3 separate regions of the Homo sapiens genome follow, and regions 1 and 2 are each linked to region 3. Evidence: chromatin loops called from intact Hi-C (ENCODE). Cell type or tissue: chondrocyte. All regions are shown on one strand. Links, peaks and the distances in the headings refer to the core of each region. The heading gives the core; the rest is flanking DNA.

Region 1 (11,003 bases), core at 959-8,958, 390 kb before region 3:
AGGGCTAATGGAACACAGAGGGCAGTTTCCCCCTGCACTAAATAACCCAGGTTGCTGGGATCCTGAGTTCTTCCAACAGCTTTTACCACTCTTCCATCTTCCCAGCATGGTCAATATTCCACTTCATTCTGTGGTGTAGGTTGCATGGTGCACAGGGGAGTCAGACTGACATAGGCTCAAATCCCAGTTCACTGTGAGACCCTGGGTGAGTCACCTGACTTCTCCAAGCTGTAGTTTTCCCATCTGAAAACTAGCAATGATAATAGCTTCTTTGCAGGTCTGTGTGAGGATTAGGACCATATACAAAGACCCTAGCACAGTGTCTACTTCCCAGTCGGTGCTTAACAAATAATAGCTATATTTCTGCAGCTGGGCCATCCTGACCATCTTTTCATATCCAGCTTTGGAAATATTCCTTGATAGAAATACGAATAGCATACATTTGAAAACTATATTAGCCACCAGAGATAGAACACCCTTCGCTGAAGATGAAGGAGCCCCCTTGGAACTGTTTAAATTGACTCAGCCAAGTTCAACTTCATCTAGTTTAGATAAACCCCAGTAGGCAGGCTGCGGTCTTGTGAGTAATTGATTCCCTCAGTCCTCATTCTTTGGGCTTCAGTAAGTTTCATTAGATACAGCTTCACCTTCTGGCAGTTGCTAGTGCGCGTGGCTGAGTCTGAGCTCTGCTGAACCTGTCCCAGCCCAGCTGACTGGATGGCTCCCTTTGAAGCCTGGTCCACTCCTGCATCCCCCATCACTTAGGCAGGAGAGGCTCTGGTTGGGCACAGGTAACCTCCCACTGCTCACTTAACAAAGGCCAATCTTGCTAGTGGCTATGAGCCCTCAGGAAGTCTCTTTTAACTGTTTTAGCTTAATTAAGCTCATTACATTTGCTAACCCTCATTGGCTTCTCTAAGACTTCAAGTGCCCGTTATGCACTGCTCCTTCCTCAGAAGTAGGGTTGACGCAGGGCTCCGAGCTTTCATCACAGATTCTATGATTTTAGTAGTTGAAGGACTACTTCCCACTCCTGTCTGAGTCTTAGCTCCTCTGAAATTCCTGGCTCCTGGAGGACAGAGTCCGTTTCCTTTGGCACCTGGCCCACAGCAGATACTCAAATACTTTTGTGACCATATTTCATCAATGGGTTGTTTTTTTTAATAATAGCAGGTTTGATGACTCCAAAGTTCAAGGTACTCATTCCAGCATGAGGCTTTCTGCTCCTCATTCACTGTCACATCAGCCTGGACTTCCCTTCACTCTCATCTCATCAAACCTGTTTCCTTCAAGGGCCTGCTTAGGTGCTTCCTCTTCCGGGAAGCTCCCCTACTTTTCAGAATGCCTTTTCCTTGGTATTTTCCCCTTACTCTGAATCACATAGATAGAGTGTGGCTACACATGAAGTTAGCAAGTAGATGCTTTGATTTACCTATAAATATGGTCATAGCAGGGTTGGGCATGGTAGCTCACGCCTATAATCCCAGCACTTTGGGAGGACAAGGCTGGCAGATTGCTTGAGCTCAGGAGTTCGAGACCAGCCTGGGTAACAACATGGCAAAACCCCATCTCTACAAAAAATACCAAAAAAATCAGCCAGGCATGGTGGTGGTGCACGCCTGTAGTCCCAGCTACTTGGGGGACTGAGGCAGGAGGATCACTTCAGCCTGGGAGGTTGAGGCCACAGTGAGCCAAGATCGCACCACTGTACTCCAATCACCTGGTGACAAAGTGAGACCCTGTCTCAAAGAAAAAAAATTATATATGGTCATAGTTACAGATATGTGTGTATAAATATACATGTATACTATGTATATAAACATATATCTATACAGATACATATTCCATATAGTTGTATATAGATACTCTGTATACATATGTTTACATATATAGTATTTCTAAGCTGATATGCATATCTTTCTATGTCATTAAACATTATTTTACAATTATGACATATGTATAATGCTTTCAAGACCAGTCTCCTAGTATTTGATATATAGGCTGTTTCCAGTTCTTCACTGTTCTAAACAATGCTCTTGCGAAATATTATCTTACTCAAGTATTAGGCAGCATGACATAGTGGACGCTGGAACCTGTGTGACTCATCCCCACCGTTTCCTGGTGACCTTGGGCAAGCCACTTCACCCTTCTAAACGATTTTTTCATCTATAAAATGGGGATAATAATAATACTCATCTCATAGGGTTATCAAGGCATGTACAGTGCTTACTTACCATTGGGACTGTCACATTGTAAGTGCTCAGTGAAAAAACAGTACCAATTCGGGAGGCGGAAGATGAAGATTTTCTCTGTCTTCTCCACTACCAGTGTGACTTTGTATATCACTGTTTCATAGCGTGACAAAAACTCACAGAAGTGATGGATGACAGCGCTGTACAACACTTTAAGTGCTGCTCAAATTTAAGGTTGTATTATTGTTGTTGCTTTTACTTCTCTTACTACTTTCTATATGTTTCGGGAATATGTAAAGTAAACTATGCAAGCAGGTAGTAAGTGCTTTGAAGGCACTTAAAAATGCTTTGCTATTTTACAGTTACGGTGAAAATGATTTGTGTTCATTATAACCAGTTTAGATGATACCAAGAAAGCACAAAGAAGAGAGTCAAATTTACTCCAAAATCACCAACCAGGACTAACCATGGTTGCCATATCAGTTGTGGTCTTTCTTAACTGGCTACCCTTGTGGTGCCCAGGGCAGAACAGGGCAGGCTTCAGCTGTTTAATAAATGTCTGTTGACCTCAACCAGATCGACTGTTAACAGCAGCATGCTCCAGTTCTCTCCCTCTCAGCCAACCTCTGACAGTTTCATTAACCCCATTAAATCATGCAGGTGCCTTTACACCTCCTGGGCTTGTTAATCTCTGTTCAGCTCTGGTAAGTTAAAACCTGGCTAGAAGGTTGGATGTACCTTGTTAACCTCCATTAAACCCTATTAAATTTCTTAACTAGAGTCCTAGTGACTTCTCAAAATCCCTCATTAAAGTTTAGTAAATCCAGTTGATTGGGACAAGGGTAACTGTTGTAGCTGCGCTGCTTCAGAGCTTGGCATTCTGAGTTCTTGGACGGTGGGGTTGACAGCAGTATCCCTAGAGCGAGGCAAGCCTTGGGGATCCATCCTGGGAGTGCCTTTACCTCTTTGGCTCTCATTGTTACTGGGGCAAGTTCCTCAGCTTTTCTGAGACTGTATTTACATCTCTATAAATTGGAGTTAATAATAGTTCCTACTTTGTATGATTGTAGTGAGATTAAATGAATTAATGCACATAAAACTATTAGCCATTGTCTGGCATGGACTCTGTACTTGATAGCTATTATTATTCCTGAATATAGAAGATCTTTGTAGACAAAAAACTGTTGAGTACACAGAAGACTCAGTCCCAGTACTAAATAAATATAGTGTCCTCCTCTGTGTCAGGTCTTGGGCTGGAATGGTGGGTTATTTTCATTCTGGTTTTCTGCAGACTGAAGATCATCCATTTGAATGACAACAGTGTCAGCCACTCTGTTTGCTCAGACTCTGCCACTTCTGAGCTGTTTGATGCTGAACGTAACATAGTTATAATACTTTCTTGACCAGGGCCTTAGGGGATTGGACTCAGTGGTTCCTAAACCTGGATGTGCAGATAAATTTCTGAAAGGATTTTTTTTTTTTTTGAGATAAGAATCTTGCTCTGTCGCCCAGGCTGGAAGTGCAGTGGTGCAATCTTGGCTTACTGCAACCTCCGCCTCCTGGGTTCAAGCGATTCTCCTGTCTTAGCCTCCCTAGTAGCTGGGATTACAGGCATGTGCCACCATGCCCAGCTAAATGTTTTTGTATGGTAGAGGCAAGGTTTCGCCATGTTGGCCAGGCTGGTCTCGAACTCTTGACCTCGAGTGATCCACCCACCTCGGCCTCCCAAATTGCTGCGATTATAGCATCCGAGAGGATTTTATAAAACGCGCCCAGCATCCGAGAGGATTTTATAAAAACATAGTTTCCTGGGCTTCACTTGAGAAAATTCTCATGAAAGAGAGCTCAAGGGGAACTTTTAACTAGTATTTGAACAGGTGATACTGAAGCTGTTCATCTCTGTGCTGGGATTGGGAAACCTCTGGACCAGATTGGTGCTTCTCAACTTTATTGAGCTTAAGTCTTACCTGGAGAAATTTTAAAAATCATTATTACTGGGACTTAGACCCTGAGCTTTTCATTCTGAGGATCTGGAATGGGGGCCCAGGAATTGGCATTGCAACAGAGTGCTTAGGGGATTCTGATGGGGGTAAGGGGTGGCAAGTGCCACACTTTTTTTCTTTTTGAGATGGAGTCTTGCTCTGTCGCCAGGCTGAGTGCAGTGGCACGATCTTGGTTCACTGCAACCTCCGCCGGGTTCAAGCGATTCTCCTGCCTCAGCCTCCTGAGTAGCTGGGACTACAGGTGCGTGTTACCATGCCCAGCTAATTTTTGTATTTTTAGTAGAGACAGGGTTTCACCATGTTGGCCAGGATGGTCTTGATCTCTTGACCTTGTGATCCGCCCGCCTCGGCCTCCCAAAGTGCTGGGATTAAAACACCGGACCTCAGATGATCTGATATTCGATGTCCTAAAGCTCTATTTTGAAAAGAAAATAAAAGGGTGTTGGGTTCCTCGTGAAACTTCTGTTCTAATAGCATATTAACATGTGGGTTCATCTCCATCTTTCCATTAAATTGATATCTGTGGATCATCAAGGGATGTTTACTGCAGCAGGGGGTCAGCCAGTTTTCAAAGTGTGGGGACAAAGCACCCCTTTGCCATTCAGTGTGTGAGGACAGCAGGCAGGCCCCCATGGTTAGACACAGTATAAAAGAATGGGAGAGGCCGAGTGCGGTGGCTCACGCCTGTAATCCTAGCACTTTGGGAGGCCAAGACGGGTGGATCACGAGGTCAGGAGATCGAGACCATCCTGGCTAACACGGTGAAACCCCGTCTCTACTAAAAATACAAAAAATTAGCAGTGGTGGGCGCCTGTAGTCCCAGCTACTCAGGAGGCTGAGGCAGGAGAATGGCATGAACCCGGGAGGCGGAGCTTGCAGTGAGCCGAGACTGCGCCACTGCACTCCAGCCTAGGTGAAAAAGTGAGACTCCGTCTCAAAAAAAAAAAAAAAAAAGAAAAAAAAGAATGGGAGGATGGCAGAGGAGGGGAAGCAACTACTTATGCTAAGAAACACAGTATGAAAACTGGAACTTCCTTTGCTTTCTAAAGCAACTCAGGGACCCTGTAAATGATGGTGTCCTTCAGCAACAATCCATCACTAATTCTGTGAGCTCCTTGGTGAGAGCCAGGACTTCCTGTCCTCTCAAATATCTCATGAAAAGCCACCCTCCACACTCCTTACAGGGGAGTGGAATGGGAGAGGAGAAGGATGTGGGAAGGAAAGGATCTGCACTTTTAAAATTTCTGTAAGGCTTAAAATTTTAGAGCTAAGATGTATTACTTCTATGTAACTAATATGATAAAGACAAATATTTATTGCACTTCTCCCTTTTCATTCTGCTGAGGACAAAGCTGTGGTAAAGTGGCACTAGAGACAGGCTTGAAGTGGGAGACCTGAACTTGAGGCTTGCCTTTCTCTTCTCTAGCACTGTGAGGACAGGCGAGAGGCGTCATCCGGTAGCCTCAGGGACCTCCACCAGGAACGTGCAGTCATACTGCCCTGGCTTCTCAAGCTGTAGTATCCCTAGGGAATTTGCTACTATGCAGATTCTGATTCAGTAGACGGCCAGCAGGAGGGGCTGGGAGATTCTGCATTTCCAACAAGTGCCCAGATGATGGACCAACTTTAAATAGCAAGACTCTACTGTAGGTGAAGAAACTCCAGGTCACACGCTGTTAAAAATGTCTTTGAGACATTTAAACATTGGGATGTTTACATGAAGATCTGAATTTCCAGCTTCTCCAGTCAAATTGCAAGACCCGGTCACACAGGGCTGGTGTGCCCATAAGGCTACAGTAGCGGGGAGCTGAGTAGTGGCTGCCCTTAGAAGGGACCTGAGTTTTCCAGTTTGCAGCTCACCCTCTGCAGATATTTCAATGTGCAATCAATCCTCCATACAGTTTATTTAGATGGAGAACTGAAGACCCAGAGAGAGAACTCTATTTGCCCAGTGCATCCAGTACACTACATGGAAGTTGAGCTCCAGACTCAGGCTGTTGGACCCAGTCAGTCTCTTTCCAGGTGAGTGAATGGGATAGCAGTACTGGAACTTGGGCCTAACCTTCTGGGATCTAAACTCAGTGTGCACTGGGGATGTAGGTGCTAGTATTTGGAGCTGGGAGGAAAGACCACTGTCATTAATCACTGTAATACACTGCCAGGGGCCAAATGTGGAAGTGAAAGCATCTGAATTCTATATAAAAATTCAAAGGGAAGACAGAGGGTCTCTTACTCATTCAGATTATTTATTAAGAGCAAAAGTCGGGCCATCCCATCGTGTGATATTGCAACATGAAAAGTCACATACATACTAAGGAGACCCCACAGAATTGAGAGCCTTTCAACAGTACAGAGCCATAGATTACGAAGTTAAAATACAAATGATCCCCCAGATTTGGCAGGAAACAAGTACAATATGAGGAGGCCTGGAATGGAAGGGCACTTACTTTTCAATAAGGCAGTTACAAAATGGGAAAAAAAACCCCCAAAACCTTGTACCCCAAAATATACTCTGATGAGCGTAGCAGACAATAGAAATGTAAAAGAAGGATCCTGTATAACCCTCTGTCATTGGCAAATGTGTGCATTAAGTGAAAGCAACTGAAGGGTTTGTGTTTTAAGATGCAAGCTAGATGAAACAACTGACTGTAGACATTTCTACCTCAAGAACAGTTCATATCTTGCCCTAGGCTGGGTTCTACCTCAAAACACCAGACCCACTTTACCATTTCTAACCATAAACTTGGAAACAGTCTATAATACAATGAAAGGAATAAAAAGGCACCCCTAGAGCACCATGCTTCCCAAGGCATGATCTTGAGCTCATCTGCCCTTCGGTTCGACTGCCCAGCTCAGTAACAGGGACCAGGAGCCAGGGCCAGCTGAATTACACAACCTCAAAGGATCGCCTGGAAGGCAGATATCTGACCAAGAGATCACAGACCAAGCACATTTCATGAGAATTTAAATGCTAGGACAATACTACCTCTCCCAATAGGGCTTTTGAACCCTGGTTTTAAATAACAGGCTAGATCTGTTTTCCCTTACCACTCATTTTGCAAAACTCAACTGGCCTAAACATTTCGCTCAATCTTGAGTTCTGCAGGTTGGTCCCTGAGAGCTAGGTTGGCCTTGGGAATTTCTGCTCAATTTTAAGTTCTCAAGAATCTGAGGGCAGCCGATTTAGACTGAATTAGAGTCATCCTATAGGTCAGAAAGAAAGAATGCTAGACAGGTCAAGAGGGCCAGAGGTTGGTTCTGATAATGCCATATGACCTCAGGCACATCTTTTTGAGTTTTAGTTTCCCCATCTCTAAAAACGGATGATTGGACAACAGCAAGCTTAACAGACTTTCCACCTTGAAAATACGGCACTTCTCTGACGCTTAGACCTTAAGTCCTGAAGCGTTGTTTTCTCAGCAAAAACAGTGCAAAGTCCTTACAGGAATCTAAGGTACAAGCCCTGGGCAACCATGAAAACTTTAAACTTCATGCAAAGCAACGAAGTTATAAATCCTCCAGCTGAACAATTTCCTGATGATGTGAGCATCCGTTTTTGTGGGGCAAGCACAGAACTGAGTCCTCATCTGTCTGAGGTTTAGCAGGCTGCTAACATCTTCTCATCCCCCTCTCCTCTCCCCAAGCTTTGGCAGAAACAAGCCAGCCAGTAGGGTTTTCTCAACATTCTCCAACAAGGAACTGAGTGGACTAATACTCAGGGGTAAGGACAGTGTACCAAAGTGTCCATGTCCTAGCATTGTTTCTTTCCAAAAGGCAAACGCTATGCTTTGGGACAGTGCCAGCAATTAGGTGCTTTGCCAAAAATAACTTGTCCCATGTGGCCCCCATGGGGCAGAGACTAAGATGGAAATTACAGAGAACATAGAAAAGCCAGAGGTTTACAAAGAACAGGCTTCTCCACGAGGTAGTGGGTTCTCTGTCCTCGGAGGTGTTTAAGTCCAGACTGCTCAACCCCTTGGTGGGATGGTTGTAGGCAGAATGTCAGCACCTATGTGGAGACTAGACTGGATGACTTAACAGCCCTTTCCCAACTTTGAGATCCTGTCATTGTAATGACTGAGAGCGCCTTTGGATGACTTCCATGAAGCAACTGCTCTGGGCAACAGCCTCCCTCAATAGGCAAGGCCCCCAGAGTAAGCTCCTTCTTCCATCCTCTCCCTCCCAACAGGCAGTTGCCCTGCAGGATATTAACAAAAAGCTTCCCACAAAATAAAAAGCCTAAACACCAAAATTAGATGCAACACTGCAGCTGCAAACAATTGTTACTATCTGTTCTCTGAAAGGCTAGCAGTGACTATTTAGCTATGACAGGAACATCTAAAAACTTGGCAGCTGTAACATGTAAGTAAAATTCCTCTTCATTTTACAACACCGGTCTTGAATCCTTTGGTTTTTAATCTTTCATGAGATTCAGCTGTGATCTTTTTTTTTATATGCTGTTGCCAACCTAAGAGTTTGTTCCTTGAAGCAAGAAGTTTGTCCATTGGTTTTTAAAACATCTTAAAACAACATGAATGGCAGGATACTGATGTTTCCATGTGAGAACCTTCAGGGCATATCAAAGAACCATACCAGGCTGGAACTGAGGCAGGAACCATACTCTTTAAGAAGACAACGCCAGTTCTGGATTTCAAATTCCAGTTTTGCCCAGAAGCACCAAGAGGAAAGAAGGCAATGCTGCTACGTCACAGGTGGAGAGAAGCGCAAGAGTCCTTGATGGATGGTATAAAAATGGAGCAGCCAAGATGAACATTGCTTTCCCCACACCCCACTGCTCCCTGAAGCCAGACCCCGTTGCTCTGGAGGGCCTGGCCACTTCTCACAGGCAGGAGTCCCTTGCCCACAGATAGAGCCACCAGAAACTGCAGAAGAGGCTAAGGCGAGTGGTTTAGTGGTTTGATGAAAGAACAGATTTCTGGACATAAGAAAAACATAGGTTCAAATAGCTTTGTCTTTTCTCTCACCTGACCTGTTGAAAGGTCAGATTGAAAAGGTTGAAAAGATGCCCACAACCTCCACTTTCCACAAGCACCTCTCCTTAGAGGAAAGACAAGGGACCCAAGTACACACACAGCATCTGGCTGAAGGTAAAACATTTCCCCAGGTTTCGCTTTGGAATAAAGATTCTTTCAGACACAATTGAACAGATGGATCCTACCATCATATATTCTTGTGCAGAAGCTATTGTCTCTCTCAACTGGGAAAACAGATTTGCTGCTAAAGAAATAGTGATGTGACCTACACGCCCACAATTCTGGTTTACGTATCAGAAAAATACACTTTTTTACTCATTAAGATATGGACATTTCCATGGAGCAAGTTAACAATGCCTTAACCTGCAGGCCCCATCTGCCCCTCAGCCTTCTTGATGCCTGTATCAACATCCTTCAGCTGTAAGCAGGGAGAGAATCTCTAAACACATAGTGAATGTGAATGACTGAAAACACTCACAGAGCACTGGACATGCCATCCACAGCCAGGAGGCATACCAAAATAGGATGCCCTCACAGTCCAGAGTATATTCTATATACAACCATTTATATATATTTAATTTAAAAGGCTGCAATCTGCTAGACATGCATTTTGAACACAGGCGAAAGCTTTGCTGCAATGGAACATACTGCATTTTAGTGAGCGTGGTGACCCTGTCCCCATTCCACAGAAAGCGTGGTACTCTGCTCCACAGAACTGAGACCTTTGGACACTCCGCCGCCCTGCTCAGTAGGGGGTTTAGTCCTGACTTCTCTGTGATGGTGCTCAGATTAAGTCATCTGTGAAACTCTCTGCCAGGCCAGGCTGTCCATTGTTCTTATTATTTAAGGCTTAAGAAATTAACTCAGAATTGAAACTGAGTAGGAAAATGACACCTTTGACCATATGTCAAGATGGTCATAAATTAGAATCCAAATTCTTTTCTTTTCTTTCTCCCACCCTCCTACCCCATACCCTCTGCCCTCCATTACACAGATTAAAGAATTTTGCAAAAGCACATTTTTGGATATAAAGCTTTGTTTTCACAGGATACTTTGGCTCTGATATAATTAGATTGAGGAGTTCAACGTTTTGAACAACAAAAAAATTAGGTAATTTTCAAAAATTATTTTAGCAATCTTTCTCCCTAAGAGGGAGGCAAATTGTTCACAAAAATGAGCATCAGATGGAATTGACCTTTGTTGCCCAAACTCATGATTTGCTGATGACCAGAGCCCAGGGAGTCAAGGCCAGCCAGACTTTCAATCCTAAGCTGAACTTCTGGGCAGGAATCACATGGCCCCTGGCAGCTTGCATGGTGGTTGTGAACTTAGGATGAAAACTTCTAAAAATACTTGCCCCAACCTACTAAATATGTCAGTGTGTCAATGCATTTATTACCAAGAAGCTTGGCTGAAGTCATAATATCTAACTGCACCCCAAAGAGTGAAGCATAGTGGGGTGCATAAGGGACCGTATCTTCTGTGAGGGTCTCTATATCAGTGTTTCTGGAACCTCAACGAATAGTTTTGCACATGCAACTGTCCTGAAATCCTTATCTGATCAGAAACTTCCTTGTTGGTGCATCAGGATTTCCTCCACATTCTAGCAGTTAAGTGGTGAGCAACAGAAATGGCAGAGGTCTCAGTCATGAGAGGTGTGAAGCGGATGTTACAAGGCTGGCACTATTAGTGACAGCTCAATTAGCCAATACCTACTGATTGAGTGCCTACTGTGTACAAGGCACAGGGTGAGTGAGGGGGACCAGTGTCAAACTGATCTGCTGATAAATGACAAAGCTTGCAACAAAGCGGGC
Region 2 (11,003 bases), core at 1,984-9,983, 540 kb before region 3:
TCCACAATGGTTGAACTAGTTTACAGTCCCACCAACAGTGTAAAACTGTTCCTATTTCTCCACATCCTCTCCAGCATCTGTTGTTTCCTGACATTTTAATGATTGCCATTCTAGCTGGAGTGAGATGGTATCTCATTGTGGTTTTGATTTGCATTTCTCTGATGGCCAGTGATGGTGAGCATTTTTTCATGTGTTTTTTGGCTGCATAAATGTCTTCTTTTGAGAAGTGTCTGTTCATGTCCTTTGCCCACTTTTTGATGGGGTTGTTTGTTTTTTTCTTGTAAATTTGTTTGAGTTCATTGTAGATTCTGGATATTAGCCCTTTGTCAGATGAGTAGGTTGCGAAAATTTTCTCCCATTTTGTAGGTTGCCTGTTCACTCTGATGGTAGTTTCTTTTGCTGTGCAGAAGCTCTTTAGTTTAATTAGATCCCATTTGTCAATTTTGGCTTTCGTTGCCATTGCTTTTGGTGTTTTAGACATGAAGTCCTTGCCCATGCCTATGTCCTGAATGGTATTGCCTAGGTTTTCTTCTAGGGTTTTTATGGTTTTAGGTCTAACGTTTAAGTCTTTAATCCACCTTGAATTCATTTTTGTATAAGGTGTAAGGAAGGGATCCAGTTTCAGCTTTCTCCATATGGCTAGCCGGTTTTCCCAGCACCATTTATTAAATAGGGAATCCTTTCCCCATTGCTTGTTTTTGTCAGGTTTGTCAAAGATCAGGTAGTTGTAGATATGTGGCGTTATTTCTGAGGGCTCTGTTCTGTTCCATTGGTCTATATCTCTGTTTTGGTACCAGTACCATGCTGTTTTGGTTACTGTAGCCTTGTAGTAGAGTTTGAAGTCAGGTAGTGTGATGCCTCCAGCTTTGTTCTTTTGGCTTAGGATTGACTTGGCAATGCGGGCTCTTTTTTGGTGCCATATGAACTTTAAAGTAGTTTTTTCCAATTCTGTGAAGAAAGTCATTGGTAGCTTGATGGAGATGGCATTGAATCTATAAATTACCTTGGGCAGTATGGCCATTTTCACGATATTGATTCTTCCTATCCATGAGCATGGAATGTTCTTCCATTTGTTTGTATCCTCTTTTATTTCATTGAGCAATGGTTTTTAGTTCTCCCTGAAGAGGTCCTTCACGTCCCTTGTAAGTTGGATTCCTAAGTATTTTATTATCTTTGAAGCAATTGTCAATGGGAGTTCACCCATGATTTGGCTCTCTGTTTGTCTGTTATTGGTGTATAAGAATGCTTGTGATTTTTGTACATTGATTTTGTATCCTGAGACTTTGCTGAAGTTGCTTATCAGCTTAAGGAGATTTTGGGCTGAGACAATGGGGTTTTCTAGATATACAGTCATGTCATCTGCAAACAGGGACAATTTGACTTCCTCTTCTCCTAATTGAATACCCTTTATTTCCTTCTCCTGCCTAATTGCCCTGGCCAGAACTTCCAACACTATGTTGAATAGGAGTGGTGAGAGAAGGCATCCCTGTCTTGAGGCACACTGACTTTTGAGATCCCTGCCATGAGCTGAAAGGGCACTTGGAGATCATTTAGTTCAATTCCATCAGTAGGATGAGACTGGGACCCAGAGAGAAGCAGGGACTTGCCAAAGGCTACAAGGCAGTCAGTGGTTGAAATGGGGTACTCCTGGACCCCCGTACTCTGTCCTTGCTTTCCTAAACACACTCCTTGTATCAAAGTTCCTACTGTGGCACACTCACAGTCCCATTGATATCACAGGATCAGGGAGTGGTTTTCATGGTTTTATTTGAGCCACTGTTGTCATGCTGCATAGTGGTTCAGTCTGAGTCCCTGGGTAGTTAATAGGAGTAATAAAAATAGCTATCATTTATTTATTGAGGACATATGATGAGCCCGGTACTTAGGTGCTATCTATGGTTTATCTTATTTAGCATTCCTGAAAATTGTATAGAGTAGGCATTGGTATTTCTTTTTTTTTGAGACAGAGTCTAACTCTGTCGCCCAGGCTGGAGTGCAGTGGCGTGATCTCAGCTCACTGCAACCTCCGCCTCCCAGGTTCAAGCAATTCTCTTGCCTCAGCCTCCCGAGAAGCTGGGATTACAGATGCCCGCCACCAAGCCTGGCTAATTTTTTGTATTTTTGGTAGAGATGGGGTTTCACCGTGCTGGCCAGGCTGATCTTGAACTCCCGACCTCATGATCCACCCTCCTCGGCCTCCCAAAGTGGTATTGGTATTTCTATCTCTATCTCACAATTGGAGGAGTTGAAGCTCAGAGCAGTCACAACACTTGTCTGAGGTCACAGGGCTGCAGGAGGCGGAGCTGTGATTTTCACCCAGGCTTTCCTCCTGTGCGCTGGGTGGTTCCCTGAATATTGGCCAGGGGAGGAAGCATCACTATGCTACATCACATTTTTACCACCTAAATGTGATTAATAAACCAACAATTATTTCCAAGGAAACATAAAGGTGAATGATGAAGCATGGTGACATGCAAAAAGCTCAGGTTGTGAGTCAGAAGATTGAAGAGCTCATCCTAGCTTTCTCATGAACTGGCTGTGTGACCTTGGGTGAGTTCCTCTCCCTCTCTGAGCCTCAGCTTTCTTGGAAAGGATTTCTAAACCCAGATAAGCTTAAGAATCACTGGCGGAGCTTTGGCCCACAGATCACACAGCGCCTGGAGAGGGTGCAGTGACAAGCATGCTGGGCTGGGATCCTGGAGATCTGAATTCTTCTTTTAAAATAAGGCATAATTACTTACAGTGAAAGTCACCTTTGTTATGGTTCCACAAGTATGGCCCTGCAAATTTTGATGAATGCAGAAGTCATGTAACCAACATCACAATCAAGACATAGAATAATTTAATTATCCCCCAATTCCTGTGTGAACCCTTCTGCCCACTCTCTTTAGTCCCCAAAGTTTTGCCTTTTGCAGATGTTCTATACACAGAATCATAGAGTATGTAGCCTTTTGAGTCTTCTTTTGCTCAGCATAATACATACAGGAACCATGTTTATTGCTGAGTAGTGTTCCACTGCATGGATGTACCACGATTTGTTTATCCATTCCCCAGTTGAAGGACATTTGGGTTCTTTTCAGTTCTTGCTGATTACAAATAAAGCTACTACAAACATTTATATACAGATTTTTGTGTGAATATAAATTTTCATTTCAGTTGGTAAATAAATGAGTAGAAATGGGATTGTTGGGTTTTGTTATTATTATTCAAAGTAGGACTATCACCCTCAAATCACCAAACATGTTGGGGCTAAACGTGAAAGGTCACTGGCCCTTAGGGAATATCATTTCTTTTTTTTTTTTATTTGAGATGGAGTTTTGCTTTTGTCACCCGGGCTGGAGTCCAGTGGTGCAGTCTCAACTTACTGCAACTTCCGCCTTCTGGTTTCAAGTGATTCTCCTGCCTCAGCCTCCTGAGGAGCTGGGATTACAGGCGCCCACCCCCACACCAGCTAATTTTTGTATTTTTAGTAGAGACAGGCTTTCACCATGTTGGCCAGGCTGGTCTTGAACTCCTGACCTCAGGTGATCCACCCGCCTCAGCCTCCTAAAGTGCAGGGATTACAGGTGTGAGCCACCGCACTTTGGCAAGGAATGTCATTTCTATTGTGCTCACTCCCCTTCCTGGCTGCCACGGCCCCATTACATGTTATTATTATTATTATTAAAGAGAGGGTCTTGCTCTGTCATCCAGGCTGCAGTATAGTGGCCAGATCCTAGCTCACTGCAACCCCAAACTCCTGGGCTCAAGAAACCCTCCCACCTCAGCCTCATGAGTAGCTGGGACCACAGATGTGCACCACCATTCTTGGCTAATTTCTAATTTTTTTGTAGAGATGGGACGGGGCGGTCTCACTGTGTTGCCCAGGCTTGTCTCAAACTCGTAGCCTCAAGTGATCCTACCATGTCGGCTGCCCAAAGTTTTGAGATTACAGATGTGAGTACTGCCCCCACCCTTCTGGGGTTTTATTGTAAGTATATGTTTAACTTTATAAGAAACTGTGAGACTGTAATCCAAAGTGCCTGCACCATTTTGTATTCCCATCAGCAATGCATCAGAGTTCTAGCTGCTCTGCATCTCCATCAGCACTTGGTATTGTTGGCTTTCCGTTCCCATTTTAGTCATTTTTTTTTTTTTTTTTTGAGACAGGGTTTCGCTCTTGTTGCCCAGGCTGGAGTGCAATGGCATGATCTCGGCTCACCACAACCTCTGCCTCCTGGGTTCAAGTGATTCTCCTGCCTCAGCCTCCCAAGTAGCTGGGAGTACAGGCATGCGCCATGATGCCCTGCTAATTTTGTATTTTTAGCAGAGATGGGGTTTCTCCATGTTGGTCAGGTCAGTCTCGAACTCCTGACCTCAGATGATCTGCCCACCTCAGCTTCCCAAAGTGCTGGGATTATAGGCGTGAGCCACCACGCCTGGCCCCAGTTTAGTCATTCTAGTAAATGTGTAGTGGTATTTCATTATTATCTTAATTTGCATTTCCCTAATGACTAATGGTGAGCCTCTTTGCAAGTGCTTATTTGTCATTCAAACATTTTCTTTGGTGAAGTGTCTGTTCAAGTCTTTTGACCATTTAAAAATTGGATTGTTTGTTTTTGTATTACTGATTTTTACAAGCTCTTTATATATGTTTGATACAACTTATATATCGGATATACGACTTGTAAATATTTCTCAATATGTGGCTTTTTTTATCCTCTTAACAATGTCTTTTGAAGGACAGAAGTTTTTAATTTCAATAAAGTCCATCAATTTCATTTTATTTTTTTGAGACAAAATCTCACTCTGTTGCCCAGGCTGTAATGCAGTGGCACAAATTTCGGCTCACTGCAACCTCTGCCTCCCAGGTTCAAGTGATTCTCGTGCCTCAGTCTCCCAAGTAGCTAGGACTACAGGCATGCGCCACCATGCCTGGCTAATTTTTAGTATTTTTAGTAGAGGTGAGGTTTCACCATGTTGGCCAGGCTGGTCTCAAACTCCTGACCTCAAATGATTCACCTGCCTTGGCTTCCCAAAGTGCTGAGATTATAGGTGTTAGCCACCACGCCTGGCCCAATTTATCAATTTCAGAAAACAGATTGTGATTTTGGTATTATGTCTAACAACTCCTCACCTAGGAGATCTGAACTTTTGACGTGGTTCTACCACTGACTGGCAGTGTGATTTTGAGCAAGCGACTCTCTAGACTTCTTTTTCTCCAGCTTACAAAGACAGAGCTGGAATACAGGTCTCTAAAAACCTGTCCAACTCTGCTATTTTAAGTTTAAATAGCATCCTAAGAATAATCATTTTAAAGACCCTATAATAACTATACTTCCCATTTTATGAATATTTAACAATGACCAGGCATAGCGGCCCCGGGCTTTAGTGCATTATCTCTTCATTCTCACATCTTCTCCCAGGAGTAAGTACTATTATTATTCCCATTTCGCAGTGGAAGACACAGAGGTCGCTTGTCTAAGGGCACTTACTGTTCAGAGCAGAGCTAGGATTCAAACACTGGCAATCTAAGTGGTGGTGGCGTTGATGACAGTGGTGTGATCATAGGTGAAGGGTACCATTTGAACTGGCTGATTAGTTTGAGAAGGGTGGGGATGAGCAGAGGGTGGGAAGATACGCCCCCCTCCTCGTGAGAAGGAAGGCGGGGCGGACGGACAGGGGCGGGGATTTGCTGGCCGAAATTTACAGCCCTTAAGTTCGTAAAATTCTTGCTCCCCACTGTTTGTCACTGGGGCCCTTCCCAACTCCCTCCCTTGGTGGCTTCAAAAGGACCCAGCTGAGCCCTTAGTACCAAAGTGTGGGGGAAGTTGTGGGAGCTGAGTGGGAAACCGGATGGGCTCTCTGTGCCTGAAGGCCAGGCCGTGCCTTGCGCATGTGTGTGTGTACGTGTGTGCGTTCTCGGACTGTGTGTACACGCGGGTGTGTGGCCCGTCCGCGGCTCGGCCCTTCTGTGAGGGCGCTGCTCTCCAGCGTGGGGAGGCGGGGATGGCAAATCATAGTGACAGTGTCTGTGCCTGGGGCGAGTGTGACTGAGATTGGCGTGCCTGTGTGTGTCGCTAGAAATGTTCTATTTTATTAATTTAATACATTTCATTTTCATTTTTAAACAGTATTTATTTATTTTATTTATTTAACACATAGTCGTGTGCCAGGTGCTTGGAATCCGGGGGATGGGGCACGCAGTCCAGGCTCTGTCCTCCCTCCAGGAGCTGACGGTGAGGGGATGGGGAGGATTGAGGGGAGAAACATTAAACAAATGAAGCCAGAAAACAAAACAAAACAAAAAACCCCAGGAACTTGCTGGGCGCGTGGGCGTGGGTATGGGCCCGGGAGTGTGTGCGCCCGGCAGGTGAAACGGGGATCGGAGCACCTGCTCTGCCCTGCGCCGTGGGCGCCCGGTGGTGGAGCAGGCAGCTGTGGGTTTTGCTTTGGTGAGGAACAAGGCCGAGCCTGGAACTCGTCTTGAACCCCGAGGGACTGGGTCCCAGGCTCAGGGTCCACTCGCCCAGTGACAGCTCCTCCACGGGGGACGCAGCGTGGCCAGCTGCCGTGGCTGAGCCGGTCCCGTCCCTCACAGAAGGGATTTATTTCCTGGCTCCCCCGGCTCTCTGGAAGCCTCCAAACCATGCTAATGGGCAGAGGGAGACTGCCGTGTCGAAGTTACGGATGCGAAGGTCCGGCCCGCGGCGGCGGGGGTTGGGGTTGGGGCTCGTCCCGCGTGCTGCAGGGAGGGAGTCGGGGCAGGGCTGAGGCTGGCACTCGGGGCTCTGGAGTCCTTCACCCCAGGACGGCAGGGTGCGACATTCTCCCACTGGACCAGCAGGTGACGCTGGAGGCCAGGGCTACGCAGGCCCGGGCGCTTTGGGTTCTGGGGAAAGAGGACAAACATCGCAGTTGCACTTAGGCGTCTCGCCGTGCTCAGGACCATGTGCTCGGGCCTTTCACGATGAAGTTGTTCAACCCTCCCATGGTCTTGTTTATTATCCCATAACTTAGGCTTAGAGATGATTTTTTTTTTTTTTTCTTTGGAGACGGACTCTCGCTCTGTCGCCAGGCTGGAGTGCAGTGGCGGGATCTCTGCTCACTGCAACCTCCGCCTCCCGGGTTCAAGCGATTCTCCTGCCTCAGCCTCCCAAATAGCTGGGACTACAGGCGCCCGCCACCATGCCGAGCTAATTTTTGTATTTTTAGTAGAGATGGGGTTTCACCATGTTAGCCAAAATGGTCTCTATCTCTTGACCTTGTGATCCCCCGACCTCGGCCTCCCAAAGTGCTGGGATTACAGGCGTGAGCCACTGCACTCGGCCGTAAGTAGCTTTCTTATGGTCACCCAGTTTGTGTGTGGCAGGAACATGGCCCAAGCCCAGTTCAGAGTGCGCGAAACAGGGCTCTTGCTGCAGGGAAGGGGAAGAAGGGCTGAGGGTTGGCCCGGTCTCCCTGAGAGTGTTCTGGAGGCATGCTAGGAGGGGTCTCTGACCCTGCTTGGTAGGAGCTGAGGGCAGACCTGCACCTGCTGCCGCAGGTGGTGCTGGCAGGACCAGCAGGGGTCTGAAGCCAGCCCAAGGCTCCTCCATTTCGGGCCTCCCTGGTCTTCAGCATAACCCACCTGGGAGTCTTGGGCTTGGGGAGGAGAGGAGGTGCCCTGCTGCTCCCAGCCCTCCACAGCCAGACCGTCTGTTGTCTTCTCATGATCTTGTAGTTCCTTGCCCTGGCAGGTGTACCTGATTACCAATGTCCCAGCCCAGCTCCTCTGGGAAGCCTTCCCTTCCACCGGAGGGGCAGGTCAAGCAGCCATCTCTGTAACAAGTTTTCTGAGGGTTCTAACACAGGCAGGCAGGGAACCACCTTGTCCAAACCAGCTCTGGGCTTGCAGCTGAAACCAGCAGTGTTGCTTCTCTTTCCAAACCCACCTACGCAATCTGCTCTCTCACAATAGGAAGAACATGGCTCCTTGGGCAGGGATCCTGGCTTAACCACCCTCTATCCCCCAACCCCAACCCTGGCCGAGAGCCCAGGAGGGTGGTTTCACAGATCTACCACCCTCATCCTTTCCTTCCACAAATTACTACTGAGCCCCCCTCTATGCACCAGGCTCTGTCTGAAGCGCTGAGGAGAGAATCTCAGCTCACTTCTTCATGGGAGAGGCAGATGAATAGCAGAAAATAGATATGAATGTCAGCCTCTGATTATAAAATTAAACAGGGAAAAATGAGAGTGGCACAGTGGGGTGGGTAGGGGAAGACCTTAGAAATGTGGCCAGGGAAGGCATCTCTGGGATGTGACGTTTGAGAAGAGACCTGCAGGAGGTGCCTTTTGAAGATCTGGGAAGGAGTTTCCAGGCACAGGAAGAGCCAGTGCCAAAGTCTCAGGGCAAGAGCAAATGAGGAGGGAAGGGGTCTGAAAGGGAAGGAAGGCAGGCAGGCGAAGCTGGAGCACCCCACAGCCAGGGCTGAGATCAAAGAGGAGGGCAGGGCCCGATGGGTGGGGCAAGGTCTGGGTTTCATTTTAGACGCAGAGGCAGCCCCCTGAAGGGTTCTAAGTAGGAGAGTGAGGTATTCTCATTTAGTTTTAATCTCTCTGGCTGCCAGTGAGTCCCTCCCTAAAGTTCCCCTTCCTCCCTCCCCAGCAATCTAATCCACAGATGAGAACCCGGGAGCATAACTGGTAGCCGGGGCTGCTGACCCTGGCCCAGGGTCTGCAGGGTTAATCCCGGGGGCCTGGAGCAGCCCCTGATTAGCAGGCCCTGCCACTCCCTGCTGATAAACTCCCAGGCAGGAAGAGGCAGGACTCATCCGGTAGGAAAGTGGAGAAACCAAAGCTGGTGAGGAGGGGAGCTCCAGGAGCACCTTAGGAGGGCTCTCTTCCCCTTTTGGAGGTGGTGAGTTCCCTAGGTGAAAGCCCTCTGGTTTTATCCCTCATTTGGCATTTTCATAGCCACTCTTACAGTCAGGGCCTGGTGTGGATTTTATGGGCCCCTGTTTAAGGAAGAGAAAACAAAATTAGGTGCAGGGCTTTAGAAGAGCCATGTGTACATGAGGTCCCCTGAGACCTAAGCTTCACTAGCTCCATGGTAAGTGTCCATCTCTAATTTTCCATCAGGGGAATAAGCCCTGTATACAGATGAGGAAGTTGAGGCTCTGAGAGCCTGAAAGGGATATAGAAAACAGAAGGGTTTCTGCTGGGATTTCTTATCCCCCAGCCCAGAACTCATTCTACCACCCAATCCATCTAAAAATCCAGTTGTGCCTTCTCCTTGCAGACCTGCTCCCACCACCAGGCTCAGGCCACAAGGAAGGGTAGCATAGGGCATGGTGGAGATGGGCGGGCTGGTGGCAACCTGCAGAGGGAAAGGGCTTAGCATGAAGCAGCATCCCTGTTGGGGACAGGATCCTGGGTGGCCAGGATTCCATCTGCCTACCAGACATTCCAAACCACACATTGTTTTTTTTTTTTTTTTTTTTTTTGAGACAGAGTTTTGCTCTTGTTGCCCAGGCTGGAGTGCAATGGTGCAGTTTTGGCTCACCGCAACCTCTGCCTCCTGGGTTAAAACAATCCTCCTTTTGCTGTGAACCGAGATCACGCCTCTGCACTCCAGCCTGGGTGACAGAGTGAGACTCCGTCTCAAAAAATTAAAAAAAGAAAATAAAGGAATCCTCTTGTCTCAGCCTCTCCAGTAGCTGGGATTACCAGCGCCTGCCACCACGCCCAGCTAATTTTTGAATTTTCAGTAGAGACGGGGTCTTACATGTTGGCCAGGCTGGTCTTGAACTCCTGACCTCAGGTGATCTGCCTGCCTCAGCCTCCCAAAGTGCTGGGATTACAGGCATGAGCCACTGCGCCTGGCCCCCAAACCACACATTCTAAACCACCTGGAGGTCAGAGCAGCGGCTCCGGGATCTGGCTGAAGATCAGAATCCCTGGGAATTTGTTAAAATGCCATCCCTGGGCTCTAATCCAAAGCTGCAGAATGAGAATTGCCAGGGGTGGGACCAGAAATTTGGGCATTGAACACACTTTCCAGGTTCTTCTTCAGCACAGGTGGGCTGGAACCCCTGATTTAACCATCAGCCTTGCCTCCTGGGGGTCTGCCTACCTGTGCCAGGGTGGGTCCCCAGGAGTTATCAGGGACAAAGGAATCCCCTTTTCCTGGCAGGGGTGAATGTGAGTGTCTAGGGCTGACTGCTCACATGATAGCATGGAGTCTCAGCTCTGGCCAGCATGACTCTGGGAAGACGAGGACAAGACCCAGGGCTTGGTGGGGACGGGCTTTGCCAGGGCATGAATCATGCTTCTAGTGCTTCTAGGGGAGCCATCTCCAGGACTCCCTCCCCTCACCTCTAGAATGGAGTTGAGGAGGCCTGACACGAGAATTATTAAAGCACTTAGGATCCTTCTGGTGACCTTTAGAGAAGCTGTGCTGTGTGCCAACACAGTCCTAGAGGGAAGAAAGACACATTCCTGATGACAGACAAGGAAGCTGAGGTCCTGAGAGGTAGGGTAACTTGTCCGAGATTACCCAACTAGGAACTGGCAAGACTGAAATTTGAACTCAGGGTGGTCTGATTTCAGGGCATGTCATTTTTAGGCCATCCTGTCTTGTTTGGCTCTCTTTTCATTTCCTGTCATTTCGCTAGGTGATATTCATTGAGCACCTCTTTTGTGCCAGTGGAGAGCTGGCACCTCCACTCCACCGTTCTGCAGTGAGGTTGGATAAGGCACGAGGTGGTGGCCCTCTGGAAACTGTAAAGTGCTCTCTGGCCTTGGAGGATTCTTCTCAACCGTGTGGCTCAGCTCTCTCTGTGCTTTCTTCACAGCCTAACTGGGCTGGGAGAGTGCTATCTCTGGCTGAGAGAACCACAGACTTCAAGATGTATGAGGGCTACCTGGGAAGCTTGTTAAAATGCAGATTGGAACCACCCCCAGAGATTCCAATTCAGTTGGTCAGAGCTGGGCCTTGGGCTATGCATTTTTGACAACTGTCTAGATTGTCTGCTGCGGGT
Region 3 (11,003 bases), core at 1,522-9,521:
ATCCAAAAACCCTGGGGCCAGCTGCATGTCATCATGATGCTTCCTTTTCTTGTTTCTAATTTCCATGATAAAGAGGGGGAGAGCTTGAGAAGGATTTAGAGTGGGAAATAATGCCGATGGCTTAGGACAACATTTTGATCAATGGAGGAAGAAGAATGCAGTCCCCAGAGACCATAAGATATAACTGAAAGAGCACAGGGCTAGATCTGCTTCTTCCCTTACCAGTGAACCCTGGATGTGTACCTGGGCAAATGTAATGATAAGAGGCAGCATTTATTGAGTTCATATGGAGTGCTTTCTAATACCTTTATCTTATTTTCCCTTCACAACAACTCTGAGATTTTAATCCCCATTGCACAGATGAACAAGGTGAAGCTCAGAAAGGTCATTTAAATTCCCAGGGTCATAGAACTAGTGAGTGGTGCAGCTGGGATTTGAATGCTAGTCTGTCTGGTTACAAGTCCAGGTTTTTCCAATGCAAAACATCCTCAAGAGTCTACTTTCCTGCCTAGGTGAGTCCACAAATGAAGTTGTACAATGTATGCTCTGTAACTTTAGAATTGGAGGTGACTCACGTTGCAATCTTACCATGTGCTTGGCAATGTGCAAGGCCAGTCCTTCCAAATGACCCTGTGAACTCAGTGCTAATAGTATTCTCTATCAGTAGATTTGGCAACTGTGGCTCATAGACCTTAAGTAACTTGTTCAAAGTCATTCAGCTAGTAAGAAACAGGCTGGGGTTTGAACCCAGGTCAAATCCACTTCAAAGCCTGTGCTCCTAATAGGATGACCAAATAGTTTGTCACCCAAACCAGGACACTTTTGAGAGTGAAAGGCACTATTAATAATTATGTCAAGACAGCAGGCATAAACTTCAGTTCTTGACTACTGTGCTTATCCAAATGGGCTCTTTCTATCCCTCAGACCACCATGAATCATAACGTGGAGAAGAAACCCATTACATCTGGCACCACCATCATTTTCATTATTACCATTTACCTAGACAGCATTGTAAGAAAGAGGTAAAGTCCTGTGGGAATGAGGCATTTGAAACTTGGTGCTTGAGAATTTTAGAAAGGGGTGAATGTAATTGCCTCGGGAGTTGCTATAAGAAGCAGTAACAGGGCAGCTGGGACCCTCCTCGCCTTTCCTGCACTCTCTTGACTGCAGGCACTGGGTGGAAAGGAGAGATGGATTAAAAGAGAGCTCCAAGGAAATGGAGATGAATGCCTTTAGATTTGGTATGATAAGAAGAAGGGCATTTCTCAGATACATAAAAGAGACCAGATCATTATCAAGATAGTGCTTGAAAACACACATACCTCTAACCCAGGACTAGTATCACATGGTGGCAATGGTGGTGGTTGTCTCAACTGTACTCTTGGAGGTGTGCTGGGAGGATTTTCTGCTTCAGAATTCCCAGAATTCTACCTTAAGTGCCTTAACCTTCGAGTAAAGGTTCATTTCTCTAGGAGATCAGTTTTAAAAAGAAACCACCATAGAACCATTTGAGTCCACTATCAGTCATGAACATGGGGGAGTTTATTACATAGCAGACTTTCTTTTGAATCTTACAGTTGTTTAGGATGTTGGAAAGGTGAGTTTTGATAGAGAAATGGGCATAGGGGAAGCTTTGGGACCTGGGTTTTTGCCTAGAGAAGGCACCTTAGTGTGGGGTCGTGGGTAGCCAGAAGCCTAAGTGGTACACAGCAGAGCAAGAGTACTGGGGAGAAGATGGCAGTGGGAGGGTAAAGTTCACCACCGTAGCGTTGACTATGCCAAGTTCCAGGGCCAATGGCTCTGCAGAGAACTAGCAAGGTCATGGGAGTCAGAGTGGTACAAGGCAAAGAGGACAGGGAGCCAGGACCCTGGGGTGCTGAGGCCAGCTCTGTTAATGAGAGTCTCTGAGCAAGTTAATCTCCCTATGATGCCTCATCTACCACATATAAAGCTTGGCTGAAAATGTAATAATCTCTATGGTCTTTTTCAGCTCTAATACCACATGTGACTCTAGACTGTGCCACTAAGTGAATCTTGCTGTACCTAAGTGGGTGGCTTAGAGCTAAGAGGCTCTTGACTGGAGAGCAGGCGTGACCTGAGCCACTGATCTCTGCCCTCCACATTACCCCTTCTCCTCGCCTTAATTCTCTTGATGACCAAGGGAGCTTTTAGCCTCTCCTTCCCTCATTTATCCTTTTAAGCAAGAAAGGAGGGAGGCTGCATAAAGGCTTCCAGTAGCTCTCTCTCTCTCAGGATCCCAGGAGGGAGAAGATCAGAAATTAGCTAAGAGAGAACTGAGAAAAGTTTAGGTCCTAGACTACTAACTGCAGCAAGGATAAAATCTCATCTGGAGATGGCCTGAGGACTGACTACAAAGTCTAGGGGAACACACTGGGTCACAGGGGCTAAGACATTTAGCCTCTTGGTGCTTTGGTTTTTTCATCTTTAATGGGGACACAGGGGTAGACTAATATTTAATGGACCTCTATGTCGACAGTAACTAGGCTGGGTGCTTTAAGTATTATCTAATTTAATCTTCACAACAACCTCCTTTCAGGGGAAATATTATCTTCATCTTTTGGAGGAAAAACCAGCAGTGTAGAGGAGATAAATCACTTGCCCACTTATGCAGTTCAGTAGTAGTAAAGCTGGGCTGGGCGCGGTGGCTCACGCCTGTAATCCCAGCACTTTGGGAGGCTGAGGCAAGTAGTTCACCTGAGGTCAGGAGTTCAAGACCAGCCTGACCAATATGGTGAAACCCTGTCTCTACTAAAAATACAAAAATTAGCTGGGCGTGGTGGCATGTGCCTGTAATCCCAGCTACTCAGGAGGCTGAGGCAGGAGAATTGCTTGGACCTGGGAGGCGGAGGTTGCAGTGAGCCGAGATCACGCCACTGCACTCCAGCCTGGGTGACAGAGTGAGACTCCCTCTCAAAAAAAAAAAAAAAAAAAAAATACAACAACAACAAAAGAAGTAGTAAAGCTGGAATGCACACCAGGTCTGCATGACCCTAAGATTCAAAGCGGGTTTACCACATCCTGCTGCCATTTTCTGAGAAGTCTGATTTCGTCATCCTCCTGGCTCATTCAGCAGGCTCTGACGTGGAGGATGGGGAAGGGAGCTGATTGCCTCGGTCCAAGTCTCATTTATTAATTAGCCTGGCATTTGGGGCAACTTAACCTCTCTGAATTTTAGTTTCCTCATCTATATATAATGGAGGATTAGAATAGTTCTTACCCCATATATTTGTTGTGATGATTAAATAAAATTACATGTAATGGGTTTAAGTGCCTATGGCAAAGGCTCCATAAATTTTAGCTCTTATTATTAATAATATTATTATTCTTTTTTTTTGAGACAGAGTCTCACTCTGTCACCCTGGCTGGAGTGCAGTGGCACGATCTTGGCTCATTGCAACCTCCACCTCCTTGTTCAGGCAATTCTCCTGCCTCAGCCTCCCGAGTAGTTGAGATTACAGGCTCCCACCACCACACCTGGCTAATTTTTGTATTTTTTGTAGAGATGGGGTTTCGCCATGTTGGCCAGGCTAGTCTCGAATTCCTGACCTCAGGTGATCTGCCCCCCTCGGCCTCCCAAAGTGCTGGGATTACAGGTGCGAGCCACCACGCCTGGTCAATAATATTATTATTCTTAAACTGTATGCAAACAACATGCAAATAAATCCTGTGGCTCCCCTGGATCTGTGGTTGGATGGGTCTTCTGTTAAATTCCTGGTGGCTTCAAGTGCCACTAGTAAAAGCTAATAAGTCATCCCACCATCATCAGAAAAACCATCCTGATCCCAGCACTTTGGGAAGCAAAGGTGGGAAGATCACTTGAGGAGTATAAGACCAGCCTGGACAACATAGTGAGACCCTGTCTACACAAATGCATGCACTCACGCATGCGTGTGTTCCCCCCGCCCCCCCCACACAATTAGCTGGGTGTGGTGGTATACACCTGTGGCTCCATCTACTTGGGAGGCTGAGGTGGGAGAATTTCTTGAGCCTAGGAGGTAAAGGCTACAGTGAGCTATGATTGTGCCACTCACTCCAGCCTGGGCAACAGCGTGAGATCCTCCCTCTCTTTGACTCTCTCTCTCACACACACACACACACACACACACACACACACACAAAAGAAAAACCATCCTGACATTTCCACAATTCACAAGGAGGGTTTACAATATTTCATCATTTGATTAATACCCATGAAGTAGGGAACACAGGTATGCTGACCACCTTCTTCATATGTAAATCTTGAGTCACACAGATAGAAGTGGGACAGAAATCTTAAAAATTTTTGTAGAGATAGGGTCTTGCTATGTTGCCCAGGCTAGTCTCAAACTCCTGGCCTAAAGTGATCCTCCCGCCTCAGTCTCCCAAATTGTTGGGATTATAGGTGTGAGCCACTATGCCTGGCTCCCTTTTTTTAAAAAAAATTTCCAAGCCCAGACCTTTTATATACTGTATCATAGAGAATAAAACTGGGTGAGTTTTATGGAGAACTGGGTCTCAGTTTTATATATTATGTTATCTACACGTGTGTGTGTGTGTGTGTATGTGTAAATATATGCATATATATACATATATATGCATATGAATATGTAGATGGCTATATTAATGAGGTGTAGGGAGACCCCCTGAAACTATTGCTACGGAATAAAAGATGAAATGCTCCTGATTATTGTAAATACAAAATTGCATGCAGGATTGTGTAAAGACAATGCCAGGTTGGACTGCCAGAATGAGCCAACAGCGCGTGATGTGCTTCCCCCTGCAGAGAGCCTAAGAATGGACGTGCAGTCAGGGAGGTTTCACATCACCAAGATTCCTATCCCAGAAAAGCAGATGCTCATAGCTCTGGGAATGGAATGAGACCCTTGTGGAGAGTCTATAAATGGACGCATGGGGGGCGCCTGTCCATATGGATAAGATAGGGCTATAAATGCCCTCATCTTGCCACAGCTCTTCTAGGACTTTTTAGGGTTAAGGCATACTCCCTTCTGAGAATTTCTGGTCTACCCGATTGTCTAGCTTCACGTCCTGTTTCTATGGATTGTTTGTAACCAGCTTTTGCTGCAACTGTTACTGCTGATTAATATCTTGCTAATCATAGATTATGGAAAGACTGTGTTTCTGTTTTAAGGCTCTGTTAGAAATTACTGATGCACACACTATATTGTAAATTATTTGTATACTGTACTTCTACATACAAATGCACTGTACTTCTACATACAAATGTTATGTTAAAGAATTACTTCATCCCCATGTGACCATCTCACCTCATAATCAAACGACCCTAAATCCCTCACTAACCTACCCCCGCCCTCACTAAACTTAATAATAAATGCTGGTATATCCAGTGCATTGGTGGCACCGCGGGACCAAAAGGCGGTGACCCCCTGGACCCAGCTTTCACTATCTTGTGTGTGTCTATTATTTCTCAACCTGCCAATCCACCTAGGAACAAAGAGAGAGCCCCGTCGCATTGCGGGCTGCTGGCCAGATCCCGCACTAATGAGGGAAGGGCAAAGAACAGGCCCTGGAACTTTCCTGATTCAGGAAGGGAAGCATTCAAGCTAGGCTCTATGCCTGTCCCTCTGCAATTTTTAGAAATTTAATTTCTGGACTACAACTCAGAGTGACTCCCCAACTCTATCTAATTCAGCTCCTGGGCTGTATGTACCAGGACCAGGCCAAGTTCATTTCTCTCCCGCCGGCTTTCTGCAGGAACTGGCGTCCATCAAACCCCATTGAGTATTTGTTGAAATGCTCTCACTTTGGTGTGTTCCCTTCAAAAAGCTTACTCAATATGGGCTGCAGCTGATCTCTAGGAGCCAACAGGGTTGGTGTTGAGCACGAGGCTCTGGGGGGGCGATAATAAACATGTTTCCACGTCCCAGCTGTCCGCTTGACCACCTAGGTGCCCCCCTGCTGTTCCCACTCAAAACTCTGCTAGGCCTGCTGGCTGTGGAAGAGCAGCTGCCCGCTCTCCTGTCCATTCCACGACACAACAGCGGCCTCTTGTGGCCATCACCAGCTCTACAGGTACTATTGTCTGGTCTCAGTGGGTTTCAGGGTTTTCTTCATTCTTTCGATTTATACTTAGTGAGCTCTACTGTGTGCCAAGCATGGTCCTAGGCACTATGGACAGAGCAGTGAGCAGAACAAAGTCCTTGCTCTCCTAAGGGTGGGCAAGGTGGGCCTGAGAAGTGCTTCATGGCCAGTGTGGGGGCTTTGACTTTTATTCTGAGAAGCCATTGGAAGTTTCTGGGTAGAAGAGTACCACAATCTGACTTAAGAAAAGAAAAGGAAAAAACCCATGCTTGTGCCTGAGTCCTATCCCCAAAGATTCTGATTAGATTGGTCTGAGATATGGCCTGGAGATTAGAATTTCTAAAACTCTCCAGGTGTTTCTAATGTGCAGCCAAGGGTGGGATCACTCTGGTTTCTGGATAGAGAATGGACTAAAGGGGCCAAGGGAAGAAGCAGGAAGTATAGTTGGGAGGCTATTGCTATAATAGAGGTGAGACATGCGGCTGGCTCAGACCTCAGTGGAAACAGTGAAGGTGAAGAGAAGTGGTTAGATTCTAGATTTATCTTAAAGGTCGAACTCTCAAGGTTTGCTGATGGATTGGATGCAGGGTGAAAGAGAAAAGTGAAAAGTCAGGATGACTTCCAGAGTTTTACTCCAAGCAACTAGAAGGAGGCAGTTTCCATTTGCTAAGGTGGGGAAGACTGCAGAAGGACCAGGTTTCACCAGAGAGGGGAATCAGGAGTTCGATTTCATACATGTTAAGTTAGAGATGTCTATTTGAGATCCAAATAGAGATGCTGAAAGGGTGTGTTCAGGAGAAATGTTCAGGCTGGATATCTAAGTTTATGTGCCATCAGAGATGGTATTTAAAGCCTTATGGCTGGATGGGATCAGTTAGGGAGGAAGCAAAGATAAAAGAGAGAAGTCCAGGGAATCCCCCAGGGCACTCCAGTATAGGAAGGAAATAGGTAGAGAGTCAGGAGTGAGTGATGCTCCAGGAACCCAAGTGAAAAAGTGTTTTAAGAATGAAGGAGTTGTCAATAGTCACGAGCTGCTGACCGGCCAAGTAAGATGAGTACTGAGAACTGACCACTGGAATTAGCAGCCTGGAGGTCACAGAAGACCACAACATCATGGGAGGGTTTGGGAGAGGGGCAAGGGCCTCTTTGTAGAATGGGAGGAGAAGATTTGGGGACAGAGAGAATAAAAATTCTTTTGCAAAATTTCACTGTAAAGGGAGGGTGTTGGAGAACAGAATCAAGAAAGGTTTTTTTGTGTGTTTTAATATGAGAGAATTAGCATGTTTATATTTTTGTTGGAAGAGATCCTCCAGCACAGGAAAAAATGAGTAGATACTTTAATAGAAACAAACATTTATTAAGCACATTTTTATATTCCTGACACTGTTTAATGCTGCACATGAATTATTTTTCCTCACATTTCTTTCTCACTACAATCCTATGAGGAGGTTTTATTATTATTATTTTTAACTTTTAATTTTTGTGGGTACATAATAAGTGTATATATTTATGGGTTACATGAAATATTTTGATTCAGGCATGCAATATGTAGTAATCATATCTGGGTAAGTCCCCTCAAGCATTTATCCTTTGTGTTACAAACAAGCCACTCACACTCTTTTAGTTATTAAAAAGTGTACAACTAAATTATTTTTGATTACAGTCACCCTGTTGTGCTAGCAAATACCAGGTCTTATTCATTCTTTCTATATATATATATATTTTTTGAGATGAGTCTAGCTCTGTCACCCAGGGTGGAGTGCAGTGGTATGATCTCAGCTCACTGCGACTTCCACCTCCCGGGTTCAAGCAATTCTCCTGCCCCATCCTCCCAAGTAGCTGGGACTACAGGCACACACCACCACACCTAGCTAATTTTTTGTATTATAGTAGAGACAGGGTTTCACCATGTTGCCCAGGCTGGCCTTGAACTCCTGATCTCAGGCAATCCACCCACTTCGGCCTCCCAGAGTTCTAGGATTACAGGCATGAGCCACCATGCCCTGCCTCATTCTATCTTTTTTTTTTTTTTTTATACCCATTAGCCATCCCTACTTCCCTCTGTCCCCCACTACCCTTCCCAGCCCCTGGTAATTATCCTTCTTCTCTCTTTTTTTTTTTTTTTTGTTTTTTGTTTCTGAGACACAGTCTTGCTCTGTAGGAGATGGGTCAGACTGGTGGGAGAAACTATAGGGAAAGGAGCAGGCCTTCTGAAAGGTTGGAAGGATCTGCATAGCTTCGGGGGAGAATAGCTGAAGGCAGCTGTTCTCTGACCCTGAGGCAGAGGGCAAGGAATAGGTGCAAGGGAGTGTAGGGGAATTTATCTTGATCAAGCTTGTTTACTTATTGTTGACCAGGAACTGGCCTTTGATCATCCACCCGTGATGTTCCCTGAAAGGGGAACAATAAATGTTAATTACCTGCAGGTTGTGTTGGCTCCAGGTTTTCGGCACTGTGCCTACACTGAATAAAGCAAGCAGCTCCAGCTTCTCGGGGCTGCTCTCTGGCCACTACAGCCAGGCAGTCACCTAGCTGCTCTTATACTGCATACCTGTGTCTGAGTACTCATTTCATCTGTTGGCTAGGGTCTGCGGGACAGACCTGGTATTGCTCTGTTGCCCAGGCTGGAGTACAGTGGCATGATCTTGGCTCATTGCAACCTCTGCCTCCTGAGTTGAAGTGATTCTCATGCCTCGGCCTCCCAGGTAGTTGGAATTACAGGCATATGCCACCACGCCCAGCTAATTTTTGTATTTTTAGCAGACCCATGGTTTTGCTACATTGGCCAGGCTGGTCTCAAACTCCTGGCCTCAAGTGATCCACCCACCTTGGCCTTCCAAAGTGCTAGGAGTACAGGCATCAGCCACCACCCCTGGCCCATCCTTCTAATCTCTATCTCCATGAGTTCAATTGTTTTAATTTTCAGCTTTCACAAATAAGTGAGAACATGAAAAATTTGTCTTTCTGTGCCTGGCTTATTTTACTTAACATAATGATTGAGGAGGCTCTATTATTATCTTCAATTTATAGACAAGGGAGCCTGAGCTTTGAGAAAGAAACTAACATTTCCACAGACACATAGCCAATAAAATGGGAGAGCAGACGTTCTGCCCTGGAATCCCCTTCAGAGCTAGAGTCCTTAACACCTGCCCTGCACAGCCCAGCCATCAGCCTTCCAGCACACTCTTTTAAATGCCTGAATTTTTGGTGCTCAGCTAGAAGGGATGAAATGACTCAAAAGACCATCAAAGAAATCAACAATCAAAAGTAATCATGATGACAGCACTATCTTATAAAGTCCCCAAGTGTCTAGAAAAGCTTCCACAATTATTTCGCTCTTTACTCTGTCATCCCAAACACAGTGTTGCTGTTGCACAGAGCTGTTTACTGCCTGGAACAACCCGGGCACTCAACCTGACCATGCTTGTAGTGATGTACATGTCTGCAGGGCACAGCCTGACAGATTCCATTAAACACAACCGCTCCTTTGTTGCCAGCCTTGATGCTCAGATGTACTCCCTACCTCTTCCTCAAACCCACCCCTCTCTGCACGAGGCAGCATGACCTTTCCAGCACAGTGTCTGCAGATGAACACTGCTGGAACAGTCCATATTTTTGGTAAGAAGCCAAAAGAAATGGTAGCTAGACTAAGTTGAATAGTGTCCCCCTATCCAAATTTCATGTCCATCTGGAACCTCAGAATGTGACTTTATTTAGAAATAGGATCTTTGTAGGTATAATTAGTTGAGGTGAGGTTATACTGGATTAGGGTGAGCCCTACTCCAGTGACTGTCCATTCTTATAACAAGAGAAAACAGAGACACAGACACACGGGGAGGACACCACCCATGTGACAATGAAGACAGAGACTGGAGTGATCCAGCTATAAGCCAAGAAACGCCAAGGATTGTTGGCAACACCAGAAGCTAGGAAGAAGCGAGAAAGGATCCTTCCCTAGAGCCTTCAGAGAGAACATGGCCCCTGTCAACGCCTTGATTTCAAAAGTCCAGCCTCCAGAACTGTGAGAGAATACATTTCTATTGTCTTGAGCCATCAGCTTTGTGGTAATTTAGTATGGTAGCTCAAGGAAATTAACGTAGTACCCATTGGTCAGAGCTTGGCAGTACACCTGTGAAGGATTTTGTGGTACCCTCAAGTGCCATGTACATCAATCAGTGCTGCACTGGATTGAGATCACCATTAAGAATGCATTAAGAGGCCTGGAGCAGTGGCTTACACCTGTAATCTCAGCACTTTGGGAGGCTGAGGTGGGTGAATCATCTGAGGTCAGGAGTTCGAGACCAGCCTGGCCAACATGGTGAAACCCCATCTCTACAAAAATACAAAAATTAGCCGGGTATGATGGCAGGTGCCTGTAATCTCAGCTACTCAGGAGGCTGAGGTGGGAGAATCCGGGAGGTGGAGGTTTCAGTGAGCTGAGATTGTGCCATTGCACTCCAGCCTGGGCAACTGAGCGAGACTCCATCTCAAAAACAAACAAACAAACAAACAAACAAACAAACAAAAACCCACCAAAAAGACCCCAAAAAGAATGCATTAAGGAGGGCACAAAATGATACATCTGGGAGGATCTTTGGAGATAATGTAGTTCAGCCAGCTTATTTTAAAGATGTGGAGAGTAAAGTCCAGGTAGGGCAAGGGGCTTGTCCAAGGTCACATGGCCATTTAATTGCAGGCCCCATATAGGTTTGGTTCATACTGCATCCTCTGTAACCTGGAATCCTGCTTGGCACCTAGCAGGTGGTCAATAAACATTTGTTGAATAAGTGAATGAATAGAATGCAAATACACTATCTCTAGCTCAGGATTCCTTTAAATAATGTTCTCGTGATACTTGCTAAGAGTAAAATTAACATTACTTGGTTTAAGCTGGCAATTACTTTTCTTTACATACTCAGGCTAATACCTACCAGCTACAAATT

The links. Peaks named below come from ENCODE experiments on the same cell type or tissue, not always from the same donor. Only the 100,000 strongest peaks of a DNase experiment are listed, where the experiment ranks them.
Region 1: it touches region 3 in a loop (5-fold over the local background); 17 of 110 quality-filtered maps call a loop at or near these places.
Region 2: a loop joins it to region 3, with 6 times the contacts of the local background. A loop is called at or near these places in 20 of 110 quality-filtered maps.

The regions. Positions count from the first base shown.
Region 1 is chr5:154,456,471-154,467,473 of GRCh38, reverse strand. It overlaps SAP30L (SAP30 like), which reads right to left. Exons shown (of 4, transcript NM_024632.6): 4 at 6,421-11,003. Among named protein-coding and RNA genes, the nearest start is that of SAP30L, 16 kb to the right of the region's middle. In chondrocyte, for the core only: a CTCF peak has its summit at 5,761 (motif pointing right); no DNase peak of the experiment used is centred there.
Region 2 is chr5:154,606,344-154,617,346 of GRCh38, reverse strand. No RefSeq gene overlaps it. Among named protein-coding and RNA genes, the nearest start is that of MIR3141, 16 kb to the right of the region's middle. RefSeq lists an enhancer at 5,396-6,165 and a silencer at 6,567-6,616. In chondrocyte, for the core only: CTCF peaks have their summits at 6,569 and 6,809 (motif pointing right); DNase peaks (open chromatin) are centred at 6,426 and 6,805.
Region 3 is chr5:154,067,511-154,078,513 of GRCh38, reverse strand. No RefSeq gene overlaps it. Among named protein-coding and RNA genes, the nearest start is that of MFAP3, 34 kb to the right of the region's middle. RefSeq lists an enhancer at 6,071-6,120. In chondrocyte, for the core only: a CTCF peak has its summit at 6,025 (motif pointing left); a DNase peak (open chromatin) is centred at 5,987.